2 separate regions of the Homo sapiens genome follow, and region 2 is linked to region 1. Evidence: read pairs that join two places in POLR2A ChIA-PET (ENCODE). Cell type or tissue: B cell. All regions are shown on one strand. Each heading gives the region's core, and the rest is flanking DNA. Links, peaks and the distances in the headings are about the cores only. Region 1 overlaps MON1A (MON1 vesicular trafficking associated A). Region 2 holds the start of TUSC2 (tumor suppressor 2, mitochondrial calcium regulator).

Region 1 (9,355 bases), core at 4,161-6,660:
CATGAGAGGATCACATAAACCCAGCAAGTCAAGGCTGCAGTAAGCTGTGACTACAACACTGCACTCCAGTTTAGGCAACAGAGTGAGACCCTGTCTCAAAAAACTAAAACTAAAAATAAATAAAAATAAAAATTAACTAAGTTGACCAATAGTTCTTTTTGGATATCTAGGTGTTTGCAGATAAAAAAGTGAGACACAGGCAACAGGCTTGTCTTCAGGCTGCAGCCCTGCTTTTCTCTAAATATCCTTTTGTACCTTTTGAATTTGGCACAAGGAGTTGTCTTAACAATTAAAAACAACTATAGACATGTCAACTCTCAGTGCCCATGTAATGGCCAGGATAGATTCAGCCGGATCTCCTTGTCCTTCCACAGCCCCAGGCCCAGGTGGAGGTGGCCACAAGTGAATGTCAGTGGTAACAGAGCTAGCTGGGTGGCTCACCGAGGCTGGTAGCAAGGCTTATTTGGCCTCTAGGGTCCTTCAATGGCAGGCTGAAGGATCCTCACTTGTCAGGCAACATACAGTTCACCCAAGAGGGGATCCATTCCAGGTACCAATCCTTTAAGAAAGAGGGATCTAGCTGGATGGACTAGAAGGGCAGAGACTCATGGAGCAAACACTGCAGGCAGGCCAGGGGCCCAGGAGGCACTGGTGTTAGTGTGAGCAAAGTAGACCTGAGCCTGCATCCCAGAACACAGAGTCTGGTGGGAATAACTGAGCTCTTGTCCCCTCCTAGCTGTGTAACCTTGGGCAAATGACTCTTCCCTGGAAGCATGGCATAAAGTAGGTGTTCAAAAAAGTTCATGAAAAGGGTGGTCCCAAACAGATAGCATCACCATCAGTAGCATTTGTGTGGCATCAGCCAGTCTGTGTCCAAGAACATTCTCTCTGGACCTGGCATAGCTCCAGTCAGGCAGCTCCTATGTGTGTGCCCAAAGAACTAATTTTCAACCTCTTCTTTTTGTCACCTTTAAGCTATGTAATTCTTTCTTTAATTGAATCTTTTGCAGAAGCTCCACGTGCAAACAGATAGGGAAGCAGAGCCTGTATCCTGACAGCTGGCCTGGTGGCCACTCCTGCACTGAGCCTGAAGGACCGCAGAGCACATGGAGGGTTGGGCACCACTGCCAACAGCATCACCCCACACAGAATAAAACCAAAGAAAGAAGGTTGGGGAGATAATCTGGGGATTTTCTAGGCCCCCAGTCCCATCCATCAGGACAATCAAGAGTAATGGTTCCCAGCAAGAGTCAGAGCCCAGAAGGAAAAGGCGCAGGCTGCCTTGTCAGACAGTGGGCCAGAGGAACTAAGAGGCTGCATGCCCTCAACAGGAACCTGCGGTAGCATCCACAGAGGTCCCCTCTGAGACTGAGACTAAGAGGAGCAATCCAAAACAACCACCACAACACCACAAGGCCCAGGATGCTGAATGCCAAGGAAACTAGGGCATGTCTAAGTCTTGCGCAAGAACACACAGGCCACGTAAATCTCATAGACCAGTAATTCCAAAGCTATCCTAAAAGCCAGAGTGGGCTCTGAGAGATGAGTCTGCCCAAGTGCAGGCCAAGAGTAAGCTGCTCCTGACAGTACCAGGGTTGTGGCCAGGGCTTCCAGGCCTATCTGGGCTCAAGCGATCCTCCTACCTCAGCCTCCTGAGTCGCTGGGAACACAGGCGTGAGCCACCATGCGTGGATAATTTTTGTATTTTTTGGTAGAATTAGGGTTTTGCCATGTTGCTCAGGCTGGTCTCCAATACCTGGGCTCAAGCAATCTGCCTGCCTTGGCCTCCCACAGTCCTGGGATTACAGCTGTGAGCCAGCACCCGGCCTGGAATGCCCTACATTTCTTTTCTTTTCTTTTCTTTTCTTCTTTGAGACGGAGTCTGGCTCTGTCGCCCAGGCTGGAGTGCAGTGGCGCTATCTTGGCTCACTGCAAGCTCTGCCTCCCCAGTTTATGCCATTCTCCTGCCTCAGCATCCCGAGTAGCTGGGACTATAGGCGCCCGCCACCACGCCCAGCTAATTTCTTTTTGTATTTTTAGTAGAGACGGGGTTTCACTGTGTTAGCCAGGATGGTCTCGATCTCCTGACCTGGTGATCCACCCGCCTCAGCCTCCCAAAGTGCTGGGATTACAGGCGTAAGCCACCACGCCTGGCCGGAATGCCCTACATTTCTATGTCTCCTCACTTTCCTACTCCTCTAGTCAACTTCACACCTTTTCTCTCTTCAAACATCCATCATCTCCTTCCCTGATGGTCATACTCAGCACTATCAGCAAATGACCTTGCCTTCCATTTCACCGAGAAGACAGAAGTCGTTAGAAGAGAACTTCCGGGGCGAGTGTGGTGGCTCACGCCTGTAATCCCAGCACTTTGGGAAGCCGAGGCGGGCAGATCACCTGAGGTCGGGAGTTTGAGAACAGCCTGACCAACATGAAGAAACCCTGTCTCTACTAAAAATACAAAAAATTAGCCAGGCATGGTAGAGCATGCTTATAATCCCAGCTACTCAGGAGGCTGAGGCAGGTCAATCACTTGAACCCGGGAGGCGGAAGTTGTGGTGAGCCGAGATTACACTCCAGCCCAGGCAACAAAACCAAAATTGCGTCTCAAAAAAAACAAGAAGGCCAGGCGCGGTGGCACACACCTGTAATCCCAGCACTTTGGGAAGCCAAAGTGGGTGGATCACCTGAGGTCAGGAGTTCGCAACCAGCCTGACTAACATGGTGAAACCCCATCTCTACTAAATAAAAAAAAATTAGCCAGGTGTGGTGGCACGTGCTTGTAATCCAAGCTACTTGGGAGGCTGAGACAGAAGAATTGCTTGTACCTGGGAGGCAGAGGTTGCAGTGAGCCGAGATCATGCCACTGCACTCCAGCCTGGGCAACAAGAGCGAAACTCTGTCTCAAAAAAAAAGAACAAAAAAAAAGAACTTCCGGAGATTACCACCACGAGCTTACCTCATCTGCCAGAATAGGCCTTCCCTCTTTTTTTTTTTTGAGACAGAGTCTCACTCTGTGGCCCAGACTGGAGTGCAGGAGCACGATCTTGGCTCACCAAAACCTCCACCTCCCAGATTCAAGCGATTCTCCTGCCTCAGCCTCCCAGGTAGCTGGGATTACAAGCACCCACCACTTCGCCCGGATAATGTTTGTATTTTTAGTAGAGACGGGGTTTTACCATGTTGGCCAGGCTGGTCTCAAACTCCTGACCTCAAATGATCCACCCGCCTCAGTCCCCCAAAGTGCTGGGATTACAGGCATGAGCCACCGTGCCTGGCCCCCTCTTCTTACTAAAGATGAGCTGTTCATGCTCCATAGAGGCTAACTCCTCCATGTGTACACCAGAGCCCAGCCCCTCTCACCTACTCAGGTACATGGCTTCAGCAGCTGTCCCTCCTCATCAGTTTCCCCTTCTCCCTTATCCATTACCAATATGGTGATATTTCTTGTCTTCAAAACCCCCTCCCAGCAGGGCTTGGTGGCTCATGCCTGTCATCCTAGTACTTTGGGAGGCCTAGGTGGGCAAACCACTTGAGCCTAGGAGTTTGAGACCAGCTTAGGCAACATGGTAAAACCCCATCTCTACAAAAAGTACAAAAGATTAACCAGGTGTGGTGGCATGCACCTACAGTCCCAGCTACTTGGGAAGCTGAAGTGGGAGAATCACCTGATCCCAGGAGGTCCAGGCTGCAGTGAGTGGTGATCACACCACTGCACTCCAGCCTGGGTAAAGGGAGTGAGATCCTGTCTCAAAAACAAAAACCAAACAATTTTGGGGGTGTTCGCTTTGTAATAATTCACTGGGCTATACTTATGATTTGTGAACTTTTCTATATGTTTGTTTTACTTCAAAGTTAAAACAAAACAAACTTCCCCTTAACTCTACATTCCCCACTAGCTATCAACCCATTTTTCTGTTGCCCTTTATAAAAAAACAAACAAACCCCCTCAAAATGGCAAATAATATTTGGAGTTTGCATTAGTCAGGTAGGCTAGACTATTCTGTGTAAAAAATGGATGCCAAATGCTACAGGTTTTACACCCAAAGATCTTTTTTTATTTTTTGAGACGGAGTCTCACTCTGTCACCCAGGCTGGAGTGCAGCAGCGCCATCTCCGCTCACTGCAACCTCTGACTCCTGGGTTCAAGCGATGCTCCTCCCTCAGCCTCCCGAGCAGCTGGGATTACAGACGCCCACCACCACACCTGGCTAATTTTTGTATTTTTAGTAGAGACGGGGTTTCACTATGTTGGCCAGGCTGGTCTCAGGTGATCCTGACCTCAGGTGATCCGCCCACCTTCACGGATCCAAAGTGCTGGGAGTACAGGCATGAGCCACCGCACCCAGCCCCAAAGACCTATTTTTTGCTCACATAAAATCTACTGTGGGACTGGTAGCAATTCAGAGTAGCTCCCTTCCAAGCAGTGATTCAGGAATCCAAGCCACTAGCACCCTATAGAAGCCATTCGGAACACATGCCTTCCACATCACCTGGCAAGGGAAGACAGAGATGGAGGATCATGTACCAGCTCTTAAATACTTCGTAGCTCACATTGGCCAGAACCAGTGATGTGGCCAGAGGGACTGGGAAATATATGGAGCTCACGGATATCTGGAAAGCAGGAATTGTCTCTGCCGTAGCCTCTCCATTTCTCCCATTCTCTCTAAACCAGTTCTGAACAGAATCTCACCTCCATTACTCCATCAACACTGCTCCCATCAAGGTCACCAACGACCTCCAGGATCATCTTACTTCACCCATAAACAATAGATAATTTGGTTATTTCCTCTCTCTTGAAACATTTTCTCCTCTTTTATGGCATACCACTCCTTTCTTGGCTCTCTTCTGACCTCATGGACTACTCCTTCTGAGTCCTTTTTGCAGTTCTTACTGTAAAGGGGCACAGAATTCAGTCTTTGGACCTCTTCTCTGTCTTCACTCAATCCCTTGGTGATCTCATTTGGTCTCATAGTTTTAAATTCCCTCTACATATTAATACTTTTTTTTAATCTCCAGCCCCAATATCTTTTCTGACTTAAAGAGGCACACACATTTAACTGTCTACTTCATGTTATCTCAAGGTTATATGCCTCAAACTGAACTCCTTAAAAAGGCCATCTCCTGGCCAGGCGTGGTGGCTCTCACCTGTAATCCCAGCACTTTGGGAGGCCGAGGAGGGTGGATCACGAGGTCAGAAGTTTGAGACCAGCCTGGCTAACCTGGTGAAACCCCATCTTTACTAAAAATATGAAAATTAGCTGGGTGTGGTGGCACACGCCTGTAATCCCAGCTACTCAGGAGGCTGAGGCAGGAGAATTGTTTGAATGTGGGAGGCGGAGGTTGCAGTGAGCCAAGATCGTGCCACTGCACTCTAGCCTGGGTAGCAGAGCCAGATTCTGCATCAAAAAAAAAAAAGGTCATCTCCTTAAAAAGTTGCTCCTAGCTGGGTATGGTGGCTTACACCTGTAATCCTAGCACTTTGGGAGGCCAAAGCAAGCAGATTACTTGAGCCCAGGAGTTCAAGACCAGCCTGGGCAATATGGCAAACCCTGCCTCTACAAAAATACAAAAATTAGCCAGGCGTGGTGGCACGTGTCTGTGGTCCCAGTTACTCAGGAGGCTAAGGTGGGAGGATCACAGGAACCCGGGAGGTAGAGCTTGCAATGAGCCAAGATCGTGCCACTGCACTCCAGCCTCGGCAATAAGAGTGAGACCCTGTCTCCTTTTTTTTTTCTTTTTTTGAGATGGAGTCTCGCTCTGTCGCCTGGACTGGAGTGCAGTGGCGCGATCTCAGCTCACTGCAAGCTCCACCTCCTGGGTTCATGCCATTCTCTTGTCTCAGCCTCACGAGTAGCTGGGACTACAGACGCCTGCCACCACACCCGGCTAATTTTTTGTATTTTTTAGTAGAGACGAGGTTTCACCGTGTTAGCCAAGATGGTCTCAACCTCCTGACCTCATGATCCGCCTGCCTCAGCCTCCCAAAGTGCTGGGATTACAGGCCTGAGCCACCACGCCTGGCTGGTAGAGAACCTGTCTTTAAAAAGAAAAAAAGGCCGGGTGCAGTGGCTCACGCCTGTAATCCCAGCACTTTGGGAGGCTGAGGTGGGCGGATCACCAGGTCAGGATATCGAGACCACTCTGGCTAACACGGGAAACCCATCTCTACCAAAAATACAAAAAATTAGCCGGGCGTGGTAGCACTTTTTTTTTTTTTTTTTTAAGAGATGGGGTCTTGCTCTGTCACCAAGTCTGGAGTGCAGTGGCTATTCACAGGTGTAATCACCACCCCACCATGCACTACAGCCTCAAATTCCTGGGCTCAAGTGAACTTCCTGCCTCAGCCTCCCGAGTAGCAGGGACTACAGGCACTTACCACTTCTCCCAGAGTTTTCACCATCTCAGTAAAAGACAATTTCATGGCTGGGCATAGTGGCTCATGCCTGTAATCCCAGCACTTTGGGAGGCCGAGGTGGGTGGATCACCTGAAGTCAGGAGTTCAAGACCAGCCTGGCCAACATGGTGAAACCCCATCTCTACTAAAAATACAAAATTAGCCAAGTGTGGTGGTGCATGCCTGTAATCCCAGCTACTTGGGAGGCTGAGGCAGGAGAATCACTTGAACCCATGAGGCAGAGGTTGCAGTGAGCCACGATCACGCCATTGCACTCCAGCCTGGGCAATAAGAGCAAAGCTCTGTCTCAAAAAAAAAAAAAGAAAGAAAGAAAGACGGCCGGGAGCAGTGGCTCACGCCTATAATCCCAGCACTTTGGGAGGCCGAGGTGGGCAGATCACAAGGTCAGGAGATCGAAACCATCCTGGCTAACACAGTGAAACCCCGTCTCTATTAAAAATAAAAAAATTAGCCAGGTGTGGTGGCATATGCCTGTAATCCCAGCTACCCCGGGAGGCTGAGGCAGGAGAATCGCTTGAACCTGGGAGGCAGAGTTGAGATCGCACCACCGCACTCCAGCTTGAACCCAGGAGGCGGAGGTTGAGATCGTGCCACCACACTCCACCCTGGGTGACAGAGCGAGACTCTGTAAAGGGAGGAAGGAAGGAAGGAAGGAGGGAAGGAGGGAGGGAGAGAAGGAAGGAGGGAGGGAGGGAGGGAGGGAAAGAAGGAGGGAAGGAAGGAGGGAAGGAAGGAAAGAAGGAAGGAAGCAAGGAAGGGGAAGGAGGGAAAGGAAGGAAAGGAAGAAAGGAAGGAAAAGAAGAAAGGAAAGAAGCCAGGAAAGAAGGAAAGAACGAAAGAAAAAAAGACAATTTCTTTTTTTTTTTTTTGAGACAGTCTTGCTCTGTTGCCCAGGCTGGAGTGCAATGGCGCGATCTCAGCTCACCGCAACAGTGCGATCTCAGCTCCACCTCCTGGGTTCAGGCAATTCTCGTGCCTCAGCCTCCTAAGTAGCTGGGACTACAGGCGTGTGCCACCACACAGGCTAATTTTTGTATTTTTAGTAGAGACAGGGTTTCACCATGTTAGCCAGGCTGGTCTCAAACCCCTGACCTGGTGATCCGCCTGCCTTGGCCTCCCAAAGTGCTGGGATTACAGGTGTGAGCCACCACACCTGGCCAAGAAAGACAATCTCATCCTTTCAGTTGTTTGGTGAAAAACCGTGGAGTCAGCCGGGCACGGTTTCTCACACTTTGTAATCCCAGCACTTTGGGAGGCCGAGGCAGGCAGATCATGAGGTCAGGCGATCGAGACCATGCTGGCTAACACGGTGAAACCCCATCTCTATGAAAAATACAAAAAATTAGCCGGGTGTGGTGGCGCATGCCTGTAATTCCAGCTACCCCGGGAGGCTGAGGCAGGAGAATCCCTTGAACCCGGGAGGTGGAGGTTGAGATCGCGCCACCGCACTCCACCCTGGGTGACACAGCGAGACTCTGGGAGGGAAGGAAGGGAGGGAGGGAGGGAGGGAAGGGAGGAAGGAAGGAAGGGGAAGGAGGGGAAGGAGGGAAAGGAAGGAAAGGAAGAAAGGAAGGAAAGAAAGAAAGAAAGGAAGGGAAGAACGAAAGAAAGACAAGCTCTTTTTTTTTTTTTTTTGAGACAGTCTTGCTCTGTTGCCTAGGCTGGAGTGCAACAGCGCAATCTCAGCTCCACCTCCCAGGTTCAAGCGATTCTCATGCCTCAGCCTCCCGAGTAGCTGGGACTACAGGCGTGTGCCACCACATTGGCTAATTTTTGTATTTTTAGTAGAGACAGGGTTTCACCATGTTGGCCAGGCTAGTCTCAAACCCCTGACCTTGTGATCTGCCCACCTTGGCCTCCCAAAGTGCTGGGATTACAGGTGTGAGCCACCTCACCTGGCCAAGAAAGACAATCTCATTCTTTCAGTTGTTTGGTGAAAAACCTTGGAGTCGGCCGGGCACGGTTTCTCACACCTGTAATCCCAGCACTTTGGGAGGCCGACGCAGGCAGATCATGAGGTCAGGAGATCGAGACCTTGCTGGCTAACACGGTGAAACCCTGTCTCTACTAAAAATACAAAAAATTAGCCGGGCATGGTGGCACGTGCCTGTAGTTCCAGCTACTCAGGAAGCTGAGACAGGAGAATTGCTTGAACTGGAGAGGCAGAGGTTGCAGTGAGCCAAAATCGTGTCGTTGTACTCCAGGCTGGGTGGCAGAGCGAGACTCTGTCTCATAGGAAAAAAAAAAAACAAAAAACCTTGGAGTCATCCCTTACGCCTCTCTTTTTTTCCCCACACCTCATATACCAAACCATCAGCAAATCCTGTTAGCTCTATTTCAGAATACAGGCACATCCAGCAAAATGTCTCTAGTTAACATTTTCACCATAGAATGCCTTTTTGTTTTTAATATCCAGCTTGGTTGTCAGCCTTCAAGATGGTCTCTAGTAATCCTCAACTCCTGCTATGCGACTTTGCATACTCCCTTTCCACACTGAGCAGGGCTGACCTATGCAACCAATAGGACACTGTGTAAATAACAATGTGTGGCTGGGGACAGTGGCTTATGCCTGTAATCCCAGCACTTTGGGAGGCCAGGATGGGCTGATCACTTGAGGTCAGGAGTTTGAGACCAGCCTGGACAACATGGTGAAACCCCATCTCTACTAAAAATACAAAAATTACCTAGGTGTCATGACGGGCGCCTGTAATCCCAACTGCTTGGGAGGCTAAGGTATGAGAATCACTTGAACCCGGGGGGAGGCAGAGGTTGCAGTGAGCTGAGATCGCACTGCTGCACTCCAGCTTGGGTGCCAGAGCAGACCCTGTCTCAAAAAAAAATGAAAAAACAATGTGTGACTTCTGAGGCTAGGTCATAAAAGACATTGTGGCTTCTGCCTTGTTCTCTTGGATCATTCCCTCTAGGGAAAGCCATCAG
Region 2 (9,355 bases), core at 4,351-6,850, 410 kb after region 1:
GATCTGGCCCCGCCAGCTGCGCCAGGTGACAGGAAGGCTATGGGCTCAGGATCAGGTGCCAATCTCCCCCACACCCACAGCTTCCAACACTAGGGAACCTCTTCACTCCTTCCCTAGGATTGGGGCCCATCCTCAAATCCAGTAGGGTGTGAGAGGATGGGGTCAGGTGGTGGTGCTTTTGGGAGTCAAAATACTTGGGGGTCGTTCAGCTGATGGTCCCCCAGAGCAGGTGCCCAAGAAGGGAACTAGCCTTGGGGGGAGGGTCGGGGGGACTTCCAGTAGCTGAGTCCGTTTTTTTCCACTGAGAGCTTCCGCATCCTGTGTGACAGGACAATGTGTTAGTGAGTGTGACTGTGTGGGTTGGGGAGGAGGGGATGGACTGGGAGGGTTCTGCAGAGTGCTTTCCTGCTGGAGTTCATTCCTGGATGGATTTCAGAGTCCACTATACAGAGTAGGGGGCTCCTTACAACATGGATGAGGAAAGGGGTATACTCCTCTGGGAGGGGTGTTCCTGTGGCTGGCCCTAGGGAGGACTGCAGCAAGGTTCCAGCAGACCTCTCCAGGGGTGCAAATCTACCTACCCTCAAATCACCCAGAGCCAACCCCTCAACAACCCAATGGCCCAATGCCCAGGAGCCTCTCCCCCAACAGAAGGCTGTGTGAGGGGTAGGTGAATACCCAGGAGTCTGGCCCTGAGGACCAAGGAGTCCAAGACATGGTAGGGGAAGGTGCAGTGTCCCTGTACCACTGTGCTGGCTTCACAGGGGCCAGAAGCCTTGAAAGCTCCATGGGTGGGGACCCCCGGGGAAACAAAGGCTAGGCCAGACTGTCCCAGGGCAGGGACACTTCCTCAGGCAGCCAGCAGGAAGGAAGTGAGCACAGCCCGGCGGGAGAGAGTGGGGAAGTGTTGCCTGACCCCCATTGTTTCCAGCGATGGGGTCAGCTGGGTAGGCCCAGCACAGGGAGTTCCCTCAGGCTGGGACAGTGGTGGTAGGAGACAGGATGCTATCTGGCATGGGAGAGCCCTGGGCCTTGAACAGCCAGTAGAGGGGGACCATGGAGGATGACAGGGCCTCATGTTTGGCATCTTATGGGGGTATGGGGAGGCACCCCACAGAACTGCAAGTCCAGGCTGGATATGGTGATCCTGCCCTAGCCTTGACAAGTTCAAACCTCCGAAAGACTGGCAGACCAGCTCCCTACACTCAGAAGCCTGTCCCTGAAATCTCCCCTCTTTAACTGGGAGTTGGACTGATAGTCAAAGCCTAAGCCTAGTAGAGAATCTGCCTTATAGCAGCCCCTGAGAAGTGCAGGCAGAATGACCACAGTGGGCAGGCTGCAGGTGATGAGAAGATGGGGGCAACAGACAGCAGGGGCAATACTAGTGGGCCGAGCCTTGCTTGCTGAAACAGCAGCCTGAGCTCATTCTCCCATGGTGTCCGCAGGCAGGCCTCAGAGGAGGCACATGAGTTTGGGTTGCTGAGCCTGGCAGTAGGCCAAAGGCGTGGGGACACCTATCTGGCTGCTGTCCATTAAAGCTGGGCCTTTGAGGTCCATGGGGGTCAGGCCATGACCCCACTTAGGATCAGCTGGCGATGCTACAGCTAAGACAGATATTCCAGAACTATCTTGGGTCACACTCTCTCACCTTAGATCAGGCAGGTGGGGCCAATCCTTAGTGAAGTATCCCAGGGCCTTCTGATTCCAAGGGTCACCACCACATGGATCACAACAGATAAATGAGTGCCCTCCCACCCTGCAGGGGGCCTGCAGTGAGGTCTGTGTGAACACACAGCCACCTGCTGGCCACAGTTGGGATGGCCACAGGCTGGGCTCAGACTTACTCTTGGGCTTTGCTGGTCATAGGGGGCCTGCCAGAGTCCTGTGCCAGGCCTACCTATTGAACCCAGGTGGTAGTCTAGACACTGGGTGTCAGAGCCCCCACAGGATGCCACTCTCATGTGCAGGATCTACAAATCATTTTATTGAAATTGAACAAATAACACAACAGTCTTCCTAAGCTAGGGGCCATCCTCCCCAAGCCATTTCCCACATTATAGAAGCACAGAGCTTGCACAGTACTTAAAAAAAAAGTCACCTCTATATAGAAATCAGACTCTGCCACGACATCATCATGGACTATTTACAAACCTTCACATTATAAGTATTCCTTTTATGGTTTTTCCCTCCTTTCTTTCCCTACCCAGGGGTTCTAGTGCTTTCCCTTGACTGATCCTGAAGGGGTGGGGGTTACTGTAAGGGAGGGGGTGGTAGGCTACTCATAACTACTGGCACCAGCCTTAGGGTGTTGTCCCTTACCACAAGGTGGTGAACAGTCCCCTCCCAATTGGAGGGGTGGAGGATTTGGTGCAAAGCCATGGAGATTAGACAGAATAGGTGGGTTGGAGTAACTCCCCATAGGCACAAGCATCCGCAGCCTGTCCTGACCCCAGCCTGCACTCTCTCAACTCCTCAACTGGGGGTTCGGGGTTGGGGGGCAACAGTTAGTTGCAGTAGGGGGATCAGCCCAGCCCTGGGTAGAGGGAGAAGCCCCCACCCAGTCCCCACTCCTATCAATAGCCAGCAAACTGTCCATCCATCTGAAGGCGGGAACAAATGGCAGGTAGGTCGGAAGAATCAGGCTGGCACTGCCCCCAGCCTCTGTCCAACACAGGAGGAATCGAGGTAGCAAACGGCTGAAATGCTCTGACTAGGGGTTAAAAGGGAAGTGAAGGAAAGGAAGTTCCTACTTGTATACAGTGCCCACAGCCTAGGGGCTGGAAGAAAGCATACCTTGCTTGTAAAGTGCTGTAGCCTCTAGCAGGGCTAGGCCCCAGGCAAACTTGGAAGAAAGCAGACCAGGCAAGGAACCAGGTAACGGGCATTCCTGACTGGTATATGCCCTGCTGTGCTGCTTGCAGGGGTGGCTTGGGAGAGTGGGGTGCTAACTCTGCCATTAGCCTTCACCACCCACCAACCACCTCTTGTCCACACACAAACCAACACCCAACCAATACTGTGGGACCGACCCGCTCACAGCTGAAGGTTATGGGCCAACAGAGTTTATTCAGGGTTGTGGCCCCAGCCTGGGCTCCTCAATGGAAGCCACACCTTGATTGAGCCTGGGAGTTTCTTGCCGGGGCAGGGGGTGCTTCTGTCTGCCACCTCCCAGGGTCACACCTCATAGAGGATCACAGGGAAATCCACGTGGATGCGGGGGTGATCCAGCTTCACGATGCCCTGCCATGGAAACAGAGGCTAGTAAGGGTCAGCTCAGGGCCTCTACTTCAGGAAGCTTCCTTGTTCCTCCCAGATCCCCCCGCAAAAGCCCCCACCATGACAACAGATCCCATCTGGGTCCACCTCCACACGCTTAGTGTAGGCTCTGTGACCGCTGCCCAGCCCCTCACCTGAGGAATCAGATTCTTATGCACTCGCCTCAGCTTGGCCCGCTTCTGCCCGTTCTTGGTGACGATTGTCTCCTCATAGAACTCGTGAGCCAGATCCCCATCCTCATCATAGAACATAGAGCTGTGTAGAGGGAGAAGGAAACAGGCTGGGCTGGAGCCCCACACCTGGGCATGGCAAATGTCACAGGTCACGGGGAAGTCTGTGGTCTTCCCAACCCCAAGTGGGAAGAAAAGAGGATAATATGCCTGGAGAATCCTTTTTTTAAAAAAAATTTTTCGAGACAGAATCTCACTCTGTTGCCCAGGCTGGAGGTGCAGTGGCGCGATCTCAGCTTGCTGCAACCTCTGCCTCCTGGGTTCAAGCAATTCTCCTGCCTCAGCCTCCCAAGTAGCTGGGACTACAGACATGCACCACCACACCCTGCTAATTTTTTGTATTTTAGTAGAGACGGGGTTTTGCCATGTTGCTCTGGCTGGTCTCGAACTCCTGAACTCAGGCAATCCACTCGTCTTCATCTCCCAAAGTGTTAGGATTACAGGCGTGAGCCACGGTGCCTGGCCTGCCTGGAGAATCCTTTGCCTGGGGTTTGGGGTCTACTAGAAGAAAGTGGGAAGTGAGGTGATGGGTGGGCAGTGCTACTATGTCAGACCCCCAAGAAGAGAGCCCACACCAGAGCACACCATCCAGGCAGCCACCAAGGCCAGTTCTCATCCTTGATTTGTTCAGCAAGGGCAGCCATTCTAATATCAGGACTTTGCCTTCACCCAGGACTTCTAGAGTGGGCAGGGTGGTGGCCTGGGCATGTTGGTCTCACTCCAGAAGATGCTGCTGGCCCAGTGTCAAAGACTGAAATAGCAGAAGCCTAAGCTAGGAAGAAGCACAAAGGAATGAAGGCTGCGTCTCCCCTGACCCCACACCCCAGGTGGCTGGTGAATTGCCACTGTTGGGTCTTCCTGGTGTCTACAGCCAAATCTCTAGCACAGGGAGCGCCCATCTCCAGGAGCCCACTAGAGCCAAGCCAATCTGGTACTCTTGTGCGGGCCTCTGGGAGACTGGGCTGGGGGTTGGGTGGGTAGGTCAGCGCTCTGGATCTGGAGAACATAACTGGGTGAGGGTCTTTTTTCCTCAGCCTCACCCCCAATACTGAGGCCTATCCCTGCTTTCCCAGCCACTACGCTCAAAGGTTCAGCCCCACTACTGTCAGGAAAAGCAGCCTAAACAGAGGGTTATTATCCCCTTGGAATAACTGGGGGGGAAAGGGAGGCTAGGACCCTTCAGTATGCAGGCTGAGCCGGAAGGGATGAAAGGAAGAGATCTTATGGAGGTCTTATGGAGGCCCTAGCTTAGCTTTACCGTGCGGAAGGTCCGACCAGTGACAAGCCTCAGGCCCACTCTTCCCTAGGGAGACTTTCAGAGTGGCCAGGCCGCCAGGAGACCACTGCCCGGCTTTCTCCACCCCCAGCTCCAATGAGGCTCAAAATATGGGGGTCGTCCTGGCTTGGCTGTAGTGGGGTACAGCGGTGGAAGTTCCCCCGTGGCGCGGGACGCCTGGCCGCCCGCCTGTTCCCCCCGCCAGGGTGGAACCCATGCCCTTACCCGCGGCGCGTGAATACGAAGGGGGGCACAGCTCGGCCCCGAGGCCGCACCAAAGCTTGCTCAGCTCCTGCTGCCTCTGAGCCGCCGCCTCCGGCCGCCGAGGCGAAGGGCCACAGGCCCCGAGCTTTGGACCCGCTGGCGCCCATGTCAGGGCCGCCGGCGCATGGCGGGCCCCGTGGCCGCTCTGCTCACACCGCAGTCCGCACTACCATAACCTGCCCCAGCCGCTGATCGCAGGTGCCGCCGCCGCCGCCTTCCGCAGGCTCGGCTGTCTCCACGGAAACCTCACTTCCGCTTCCGCACGCTGCCACCTCTGATTGGCTGTTGCTCAAGTCGTGGGGGCGGGACCAATGGGCGCCCTTAGATGCTGGGCATCCCAGCATGCGTTGCGAGATCCCAGGTCCCAGCAAGCGCGATCTGACCAGCTGGGACAGCTCCCACCGAGGAAAGTGGTGGCCGTGAGTCCTCCCGGTCTTTTGGGTGTATTTGGCGGCTCTGACGTCCCCCAACACCTGAGTTCAGGCCTAGCAGGACTTCGCAAGCACCAATCCTCAAACCTGCACTTCAGGGCCTAAGGCCAGACCGCCGGGTGCCCATCTGGCTTCTATTTTCACAGCTGTATTTTTGCGATTGCCACGCTTATGTGAACTAACCAAGTTGAAAGAAAATTAAGGAACTGGCCAGATTCACATAGTTACATTCAGTTCTGAAGAACTTCGAATTCAGTGTTTTCAAACCCAGCAGAGTCCATGCTTAATGAAAGCAAGAATTGTTAACAGCTATACCCTCGGTATCACGAGCAGTGTCTGGTCCACGGTGGCAGCTCTGTATTTGGTGAAGGAGTTATGCCACACCTTCTCCCAGAGCGTGGTGTGTGTGTGTTGAAGGGATGGTTTTGTTTTTTTTTTTTTTTGAGATGGAGTTTCACTCTTGTCGCCCAGGATAATGTGCAGTGGCACGATCTCGGCTCACTGCAGCCTCTGCCTCCAGGGTTCAAGCGATTCTCCTGCCTCAGCCTCCCGAGTACTTGGGATTACAGGCATCTGCCACCATGCCGGCTAATTTTTTTGTATTTCTAGTAGAGACGGGGTTTCACCATGTTGGTCAGGCAGTCTTGAACTCCGGACCTCAGGTGATCCACCCGCCTTGGCCTCCCAAAGTGCTGGGATTACAGGCCTGAGCCACTGCGCCCGGCCGTTTTTTTTTTTTTTGAGTTGGAGTCTTGCTCTATCGGAGTGCAGTGGTGTGATCTCCACTCACTGCAACCTCTGCCTGCCGGGTTCAAGCGATTCTCCTGCCTCAGCCTTCTGAGTAGCTGGGACTACAAGCGCCCACCACCACGCCCAGCTAAATTTTTTTTGTATTTTTGGTAGAGATGGGGTTTCGCCATGCTGGCCAGGCTGGCCTCGAACTCCTGGCCTCAAGTGATCTGCCCACCTAGCCCAACCAAAGTGTTGGGATTACAGGTGTGAGCCACTATGCCCAGCCAGTTTCCCTAAGTTCTAACTGCAGTCCATTTTTGTCTCCACCACAACCTGAGCCCCAGGGAGCTGAGTGATGACCAAGTATGTATGCATACTACATCTTCACAAATTGGTCCATGGTGACTTTGCAAGACACCTGGGAGCCTGTCCATCACCCTTGGCAACTTCTGGCACCATGAGGGGCAACTGCAGCTCTGCGCCTATAATAATAAAGAGTCCAGGCTGGGCAGGGTGGCTCACACCTGTAATCCCAACACTTTGGGAGGCCAAGTTGGGAGGATCCTGGGCAACACAGAGAGACTCATGTCTCTACAAAAACTTTATATGTATAAAAGATTCCAACAGCAGGAGGATCTTGAAATCTTTATTGAGCCAATTCTCTCAGGCCCCAGGCCCTGATGATGACTGTCACCCCAACCCCTTTCCCCACAGGAGGCATTCAGCTGAGGCCACCACACATTACATACATTCACGCACTTCATAAAAAACACCTGAGGGAGAGACCCTGGCTTTGATTAGCAAATAAGGTATGAACCTGGGCCAGTGCCCACATTCACACAGACCCTGGCCCAGGGACATCCTCCTCATATGAAGCATTAAGGCACATGCTGTACTGTGAGCCAGCACTCCCTGACCTCAGGGTGTGTGAGGAGTTGGCACTGTAGAGAGAAACCAAGACTCTTCCTCAATGCCTGCCTTATTCTGAGCACCCACCCTTAGCTCTGATAAGGATATCCTGAGACCACATTCAAGATCCAAAACCTTTCCTCATAGATGAGGGCCGTCACCCCTGCAAACATGACCCTGTTCTGTTTGCAGGGTCTCCAAGATTTTCACTTCTGAGACAAAAATTGAGGAGACTTCTGTCTGCACCACTCCTGCTGCAGGCCTGGAGCAGCTTCTCAGGGCAGCCCTGGCCCACTAAGGCCCAGTAATGAGGGCAGAGGGGTGCAGAGCCATACCTGGCTACACCCACAGGTGGACACAGGGAGCAAGCTACTTCGCTGTTCTCTGGGCTCATTCCCCCAGCACAGGAGGGCCTCCATGCACACTCATTCCACAGGCCCCACTGGCCCTGTCACACTCACACGGCACGCACTTGGCGCTGCCTGCTGTCTGCCTTCCACCTGGGGGTACAAGAGGTCACCCAAGGGGGCAGGCGTGCAGGGCCTCTTGGATCTTCTGGCGGCAATAGGAGTACTTCTGCAGGATCTGGCGGAGGTGCTCCTCCTCCTCCCGCTGCAGGATACGTAGGAAGTTATGTAGTTCAGGCATGCTGAAGGCGTCCCACTGCAAGGGGCAAAAGGGGAGTGTACAGGCTGCAGAAGGGATGGCCAAGCCAGCAGACCCTCCCCAGAGAAGACTAGCACCTCATGTTCACACAAGCTAGGACTGGGCTTTCTGATGTCAGGCTCTTGGCTGAATGATCTCTGGTAGGATCCCTGACAGCAGTTTGTATGGAAGATGGGCCCTACAAAACGGTCACCTTACTGAGACAACCAAGTCAGATGTTCCCCAATTACCTGTGGACAGGTCAGGCATATTCTGAGTCTAATTTCACTCCACAGGCCTAATACCTTGGAGCCAGAAAGCTTCCAGGTAAAAAGTCTGAAGGGGGCCTCCTCATGTCATTAGATGGACTCCTGCATCTCCAGAAGATTTTCCACACCAGGAAAGATCAAAGCACCAAGGCAATTCTTCCTGGCTTCTTGGGACAACCCTAGGCTTTGGCATGAGTGGTCTGGAAGCCTTTGCTTTAGTTACAATGCCTATACACTCCTGGAACTGTTTTGCAGGGCTTGTCTTCCAGCACAATTCCTCCTCCAAGCCTTACTGTAGCTACAGCCCATCAGTCCTGTCTAGTGACAACCAAGAAACTAAGAACTATGTACTCACGTTCACCTCCCCAGAGTCATTTTCCTTCAGGACAAAGCTCAGGGCCTTGTCACTGGGCCCTGCCAGGAGCCGCAGCCGCAGGGGCTGCTCATCATCCAACAGCTTCCGCAAGTACACTGTGAAGGGGAAGTAATGATCAGAGACAGGGCCAGCTGCTCAGCCCCTGCATGCTCAGGTGCATGCGTATATACCCTCACATAGGGCAGGGTGGGGTGGGAAGCCCACCTTGGCCGTGACGCTCAGCGCGCTCAAAGAGTGCAAACTTGCGGGGGTCATCCACCACCAAGAACTTTCGCAGCAGGGCCTCAATGACTTCACGTGCCCTTGTGCGTGACAGCACATGCAGGTGCTTGACAGCATCCTTGGGCAGGTAAAAGGAAGTGCGGCGCCTGACACTTGTGCCCCGTCCTGGGCCCCGCCGGGCATCCTGCAAGGAGGGTGGCTTCTTGCTGGAGGGCACAGAGACAGGGCGCACCAGCTTCAGCTGAACCTTGATGAAGCCTGTGTAAGAACCGTCCTTGTTCTAAAGAAATAGAGAAACCAAACCTTGATAATAGGTTCCAGGTGAGATGTCAGTCTACTTGGGGCTAGGCTGGGTATGCACAAATTACTGCTTGCGCCCACCCAAGATAACCTCAGTTGTGACCCTCTGAGTATCAGGCACATAGCTGGGTACCTGCTCCTCCCCACGCCCCCTTCCTGAGCAGTCAACTCACCAAGCTCATGAAGAGGTTGCTGTTGATCTGGGCATTGTACTCCTTGATCTTCTGCTCAATCTCAGCTTGAGAAAGGTCAGGTGTCTCCCACTCCACAGGCTCGTCCTGCAAGATGGGCCAGCATGGACACAGGGCCCTTGAGGAACCCAGGGCTTCTCTGAAAAATGGCCTCTGGGGCAGTCTTTGGAAACTGACTGCCTTTGGCCCCCTGTCCCTGATGTACATATACATAGCTGGTGCCCACCCTGAACC

What was found. ChIA-PET counts read pairs that join two places held together with the same protein. Peaks named below come from ENCODE experiments on the same cell type or tissue, not always from the same donor. Only the 100,000 strongest peaks of a DNase experiment are listed, where the experiment ranks them.
Region 2: POLR2A ChIA-PET joins it to region 1 with 10 read pairs; 3 of 35 experiments call an interaction of 5 or more read pairs at or near these places.

What each region holds. Positions count from the first base shown.
Region 1 is chr3:49,915,432-49,924,786 of GRCh38, forward strand. All of the region lies in intron 1 of MON1A (MON1 vesicular trafficking associated A), which reads right to left. Among named protein-coding and RNA genes, the nearest start is that of MON1A, 9.7 kb to the right of the region's middle. In B cell, for the core only: no CTCF peak of the experiment used is centred there; no DNase peak of the experiment used is centred there.
Region 2 is chr3:50,322,947-50,332,301 of GRCh38, forward strand. TUSC2 (tumor suppressor 2, mitochondrial calcium regulator) reads right to left here and starts at 5,277. Exons shown (of 3, transcript NM_007275.3): 1 at 5,008-5,277; 2 at 3,411-3,531; 3 at 1,963-3,240. The coding sequence starts at 5,153. The coding sequence ends at 3,175. It overlaps RASSF1 (Ras association domain family member 1), which reads right to left. Exons shown (of 6, transcript NM_007182.5): 3 at 9,104-9,208; 4 at 8,613-8,910; 5 at 8,388-8,503; 6 at 6,842-7,781. The coding sequence ends at 7,635. RefSeq lists enhancers at 1-209, 992-1,493, 5,412-5,521 and a silencer at 1,702-1,891. In B cell, for the core only: no CTCF peak of the experiment used is centred there; a DNase peak (open chromatin) is centred at 5,315; H3K4me3 peaks cover 1,559 bases; H3K27ac peaks cover 1,621 bases.